Regions from separate parts of the Homo sapiens genome. Here region 1 is linked to region 2. The links are chromatin contacts, found by Hi-C or POLR2A ChIA-PET in ENCODE. All regions are on one chromosome and are shown on one strand. Each heading gives the region's core, a stretch centred on a gene start or an enhancer-like site at or near the end of the contact. The rest is flanking DNA. Distances are from core to core; before and after follow the strand shown. Region 1 has its middle 62 kb from the start of LINC00605. Region 2 overlaps LOC124903391.

Region 1 (2,928 bases), core at 14-2,513, 45 kb before region 2:
AATGACAGGATCTCATTCTTTTTTATGGCTGAATAGTACTCCATTGTGTAAGTACCTCTGTTGATGGACATGTAGGTTGCTTCCAAATTTTGGCTGTTGTGAAGAAGTTGAAACTTTATTTGGGCTGTTTTCCAAATCCTTTCTTTCCTGCAAGAGTGAGGGCTTCTGTCTCTGTCTCTGGACAGGAGATTTAGGCAAAAGCTCTGCAGAGAATGTCTGTCTTCTCCTCAGCCTCATGGCAGCGTTTTGGGTTACAGTGTTGGAGTCTAGTGTAACTGCCCAATGGGTTCCTCTTGCCCACTGTTCAGAGGAAGCCAATTTATCAAGACAGGGAATTGCAACAGAGAAAGAAAGAGTTTAAGGCCGGGCACAGTGGCTCATGCCTGTAATCCCAGCACTTTGGGAGGCTGAGGGGGGCAGATCACCTGAGGTCGGGAGTTTGAGACCAGCCTGACCAACATGGAGAAACCCCATCTCTACTAAAAATACAAAATTAGCCAGGCATGGTGGCGCATGCTTGTAATCCCAGCTACTCGGGAGGCTGAGGCAGGAAAATCACTTGAACCCAGGAGACAGAGGTTGTCATGAGCCGAGATCACGCCATTGCACTCCAGCCTGGGCAACAAGAGTGAAACTCTATCTCATAAATAAATAAATAAATAAATAAATAAAAACAGTTTAATACATGTTGTCATCGGCTAAACAGGAAACTAAAGTTTTATTGCTACTCAAATCAGCCTCCCTGAAAATTCAAAGTTTAGGATTTTTTTAAAGATAGTTTGGTGGGCAGGAGGATGGGAAGTGGGAGTGCTGACTGCTTGGGTCGGGGATGAAACCGCCGGGAGTCGAAGCTGTCCTCTTGGGCTGAGTTGGTTCTTGAGTGGGGATCATAAGACGAGATGAGCCAGTTCACCAGTCAGTGTAGCCTCAGCTGACCCATCAGAATGCAGGGTCTGAAAAACACCTCAAACACCAACCTTAGGTTTCATAATAGTAACGTTACCTATGGGGGCAACTGGGGAGGTGAGGAATCTTGTGGCCTCTGGCCGCGTGACTCCTGAGCCAAAATTTCTCATCTGTGGCTCATTTGTTAGTTCTACAAAGGCTGTCTGATCCCCAGGCAAGGAGAGGGTTTGTTTTGGGGAGAGGCTGTTATCTTTGCTTCAACATTAAGCTATAAATCCCTCCCTTCCTCCTTTGGCCTACACTCAGGAATGAACAAGGGCAGCTTGGAGGTGAAAGGTAAGATGGAGCTGGTTAGGTCAGATCTCTTTCACCATCATAATTTCCTCATTGTTATCTTTTTTGCAAAGGTGGTTTCACTAGCACTGGTGATTTCACTTTTTTTGACCTAAAGTTACATAGCATGATTTTAAAATTGTAGCTGTTTCCTATTGCTGGTAATTTGGACTCGTCTTTTCAATTGTGACCAATTCCTGCTAGTTTCAAACCAAAGGGTGCATGAGGGTGAGTTCTCTCACCTGGAAGTTAAGAGACACTTGCTCCCTCCAAACCCAGCTGGGTGCTGCAGGGGACTAGAGATTTTATGGGGGTGTTGGGATGTTTGTCCATGATGTGTAGCAGTCTGAGAGGGCCTCCCTGCAGGACAGACCCCAGCTGGAAGGTGCACATAAGGGCTGGTCACCTGGCGCCTTTAGCACTCTACCACTGCAAGGGGACCAGGGATTCTGAGACACATAAGACAGTCAATCACGGTGTCACTGGGACCTTAGGGAGTGACGCTTGCAAGTAGCACACTTCAACCAGAAGCTCTGTTCCAGCCTTGATCACTTTTGAGAAGGAATTTCTAAAAGTATGGGAAAATGGTTGTCAAAAACTGAGCTTTCCTTTAAGGGGCAATCCCCCTTGGAAGCACCAGCCGGGTTTGTGGGTCACCCCTGTAGAGCGCCATGCTGTGGACACCCAGCCAGATGCACCCACATGACTCAGGATGACCCCAAATTTCAATGGCCAAAATCGGGGTCTTTGGAAATTTCTAAGTTAATATGTTTGTGCATACAATTAGCAGGTTTTAGAACCAGACAAATTGAACAGCAGTCCTATTTTAACGGTAGGTAGAAGCTTCTAAGAGAGGTATGGAAAAAATGGCTTCCGTCCAGGAGATAAGCAAAAAATTGTCAGAAACAATTTCACAACTAAAGAAAACCTTGAAAATGTCTTCTCTTTCTCCTTCCACTGCTCTCCTGTTGCCTCCTCCCACACCTCTACATCCACTTTTGTCAGGCCTTCCATGCTCTGGTTACCATCTCTCCTATCCCTCCTCCGCCAGAGGAAGAGGCTCAGCAAATCCCACAGCACTCTTGCAGATCTTCTGGTCAACCCGCTTCTTTCAACGAAGGCAGCTCCAGCAGCTGACTTGCCAGACCCAACCTCTTAAGAAGATGCAGATAAGCCCACATGACCAAAGAGGGGTCTGCTTCTCTTGCAAGAAACAAAGTCACCTTTAAAAAGATTGCAAACAACTTAAATGGCAACAGGAGAGAAAAACCACCCAAGAGAAACAGCTGCTCTGGGGAGCCGAAGGGGGCGTTTCTATTTCTCCTTCCTCTCCCATTAGGAGGAGTGGATCCACTGCTGAGTGAAGAGACTCCTGCTCTCACTGACACCAGAGCTGTCTTCTCTGTTCTCAACCCCATCATATATAACTGTCCCCTTCCTCAGAGGAACGAAACCACTGAAATGGTGGGAGTGCCTAACCCACCCATGACTGTAAGGCCCAAGTTTCAGAATTTCAAATAGGGACTGCATGAGACTATTTTTGCATTGCTGCAAAGAAATGCCTGAGGCCGGGCATGGAGGCTCACGCCTGTAATCCCAGCACTTTGGGAGGCCAAGGCAGATGGATCACCTGAGGTCAGAAGCTCAAGACCAGCCTGGTCAACATGGCGAAACCCCATCTCTACTAAA
Region 2 (3,075 bases), core at 314-2,813:
GGGGATGGGGGAGGGCAAGAGAGGAGAAAAGAGGAGGAGGGGAGGGGAGGAGAGACGAGGGGTCAGGGCGTGGCGGGGCTGGCGAGTCCTGTGGCGCGGGGGAGGGGCGGGCGTCTCCTGGACTTGCTTCCACCCGGCTTAATCCCGCCCGGGGCGGCTCCAACTCCACTGTCGCGCTGTTCTCGGACCAAACTGAGAGTGGGGCGGCTATTTCTCGGGGCCCAATGACGAGATGCAGATGAACTGAGGAGGAAGAGCGTTTTTATTTTCTGCAACTGGTTACAGGGAGAAAGGCCTGGAAATGATCACCGGACCAACTCAAAATTACAGTTTTCCAGAACTTACATACCTTCTAAGCGGTATGTCTACGTGTAAGTGTGCATGCATCTGAAGACATTAGTGATGAACTTACGGTCATCTGTGAGTCCTGAAGACCTTCCTCTGGAGCCTCAATAAGGTTACTGAATCTAAATGGGTCCAGATGCTGGGGGGATTACCTTTATCTTGTCTCCTGCTAAATCAGGAGGTTTGGGGAGTGCCTTCAGACCCTCAATAAACTTGTTTCTGGAGGCGTGGGGAGCTTCTTCAGACCCACAAAAAAACTCGTTTAACCCTAAAAGGGTCCTGATAAGAATTAATTTGTTATTTTGTCCTGCTTTAAGGCCCAGGGAAGGCCTAGGCAAAACTCTCGGTGGGCTCTTTGTTACTTTCCAGCCTTTGTATAAGGGCACTGGCTCTATCAGCTTTTAATGTTTAATCTAGCTACTCAGTCAGTGCTGGGACAGTTGTAATGGAGGCCTGCGTTAGTGAGACCTGGCCTGCCACACTGCCACCGAGACAGGGATCCCGGGAGTCTAGGCCTGGCACGCTCCAAGTCCCTTACCTCCTGCACTCCTCTTGTCTGGGCCCTGCCTTTGCTCCTGGGGGTCCTGGTGCCGGGTCAGCCCCGCCAGCTCCTGGTCCCAGGCCTGGCTCAAGGGTGGCCCAGGGAACTGCCAGGCCTGCTTGGCCTGTCACCCATACTGGGCCTGACCACCAGCTGGGTCCCTAGATCAGGCTGTGGCTCTGCTCCCCCTTCCAAAGGGAGCCCTTTCTGTCTTTGGACCAGAAGGTAACCTGATCTCTTCTTGGCCAACCTGAGAAATGCTGGAATTTCTCCATTTCAGATCCAGCCTCCAGGCCTTGCTCAAGGTCAGGCTTGGCTGGGTTGCTGGGGCCTCTCCAGGCAGGGAGGCCCCCAGGCTCAAGGGCAGGTGAAGGGGACACCTGCCAGGGAACTTCAGACTGAGGTCCTAAGTGACGGGTACTCCCCTCCCTGTCCCCCTGGAGTCGCTCATACCCAGGCCTTCACTCTAGCTCCCTCCAGCCCCCGGGGCACTTTATAAAATGTAAATCACCCATCCCTCCTCCACTTAAGCCCTCTCTACTTGATAAAGTCATGACTTCACACCATGGCCTAAGAGCAGAGTGATGACAAAACTCACCATCCAAACCTGGTCACCTTCGGAAGTGAGAGAGTGCCCATTCACGTGACAGTGGGCATGAACCTGGGAAGCCGGGCAAAGCCAGCTTGGGGCCACCCTACTTAAAAAGAAGGTCCTCAGGTTCTGGCCTCCCCACCCCCTTCCTCCCATGGGCCTTCATCTTTCTCACTTCACAGATTTTTTTTTTTTTTTTTTTTTGGACAGGGCCTTGCTGTGTCACCCAGGCTGGAGTGCAGTGGTGTGATCATAGCTCACTGTGAGGCAGGAAATTAAGGAAAGAAAGAATAATAAAATTTTAAAAAGAGAAAAATAAGCTTTCTATATTAGGCTGACTCATCCCAAAGGCAGTAACAGACAAAGCCCAGACCCAGACGAAGTCTTGATAACATCATCAAAGAAGCAGAGGCTCAAAGGAGTGTGCTCTGGAGACTCTCCCAGCACTCCCTCAACATAAGGATAAGAAAAAGTTCCCCCTCGAACCCCAACCCCCTCCATGTGATTGTACCTTGCTCTGCAAGTTTTATGAATTTATAGATTCTTGTTTTCTGTAACTAGAAACTTCAAGTATTCTGTTTTATCTAAGCAGCACAGTGAAGGTTATACAACATGCCTGAGCAGGCCTGGGCTGCGGCCTTCTGGGCCCCATAGCGAAGGTTATGAGATAAGCCTGTGCAAGGCTCTTTTAAGCAAGCCTAGATAACAGCCATCTGGACTGCATAGCAAGAATTACATGTAACCCTGGGTTATGCACCTGTCACAATTTGATTAACTGCCTATGTTCTGTCTCTGTATCCTTGCTTTCATGCCACTGTAAGCTTGTTTCAAACTAGCCCACTCCCGTTCAAAGGTGTGTATATGAGTCAAGTGCTGTCTTTGTTCTGGGCCCAGTTTTTGGATGTTAATCCACTGGGTCTGAGTGCACTCAATAAAATTCTCATGTCCCACCTACCTGTCTCTCCAGTCTCCTGATTCCCACAACAACCGCAGCCTGTAGCTGGGACTACAGCTACATTCTTTAAATTTTGTAGAGATGGGGTCTTGCTATGTTGCTCATGCTGGTCTCCTACTTCTAGCCTCAAGTGATACTCCCACCTCAGCCTTCCAAAGTGCTGTGATTACAGGCGTGAGCCACCATGCTGGGGCACTTCACCCAGCCTTCTTGCTAGTTCTTGATTTCAAGGGTGAAGGGGCAGGTTGTGGGACAGTGGGGGCTGGGCCACAAGTTCTGGGGTTGTCTTCCAGAGTGAACTCTGCCACCCTCTGCCTGGTGCTGAATCAGATGCCTCAGGACTTCAGGGGACCTCCCTGCCTGAGCTGAGAGTGGGGCTGTCACACTTTCCCTCTCCCTGTGCATGGGGTATCACTGAACTTTCCTCAGTCCAACACAACTCTCAAGGGGCAGGGCCCCAATACTAGCTGAGCTTGAACTTCCTGCCTCCCCAAAGAGTGGTGCTTGTGGCTGTTGCAGAATGTACTTTTCTATAAATAATGCATAGAACATCCTCAATATGGAATCTCGATTATACTGTCAGCTGAAGGATGATGAAGAAAGGACAGCCTTATTTCTCATAAAGTGTTGCATCCTGCAGGG

The links. Hi-C counts contacts between places; a loop is a spot of excess contacts on that map. ChIA-PET counts read pairs that join two places held with the same protein, here RNA polymerase II (POLR2A). Pooled maps may share reads with other maps.
Region 1: a map of astrocyte of the cerebellum shows a loop between it and region 2 (5-fold over the local background). The contact joins two enhancer-like sites. A Hi-C loop is called at or near these places in 3 of 168 maps with a recorded cell type or tissue (PC-9, astrocyte of the cerebellum and heart right ventricle) and 4 of 50 pooled maps. POLR2A ChIA-PET finds 5 or more read pairs at or near these places in 3 of 52 experiments (HepG2, OCI-LY7 and activated CD4-positive, alpha-beta T cell).

The regions. Positions count from the first base shown.
Region 1 is chr14:103,249,371-103,252,298 of GRCh38, reverse strand. No RefSeq gene overlaps it. Among named protein-coding and RNA genes, the nearest start is that of LINC00605, 62 kb to the right of the region's middle. Within about 2 kb of position 1,263, at least 3 of the 41 ENCODE cell types and tissues checked have a DNase peak (open chromatin) inside an H3K27ac peak, as active enhancers do.
Region 2 is chr14:103,204,244-103,207,318 of GRCh38, reverse strand. LOC124903391 reads left to right here. Exons shown (of 2, transcript XM_047432044.1): 1 at 1-371. The coding sequence ends at 228. Among named protein-coding and RNA genes, the nearest start is that of LINC00605, 17 kb to the right of the region's middle. Within about 2 kb of position 1,563, at least 2 of the 41 ENCODE cell types and tissues checked have a DNase peak (open chromatin) inside an H3K27ac peak, as active enhancers do.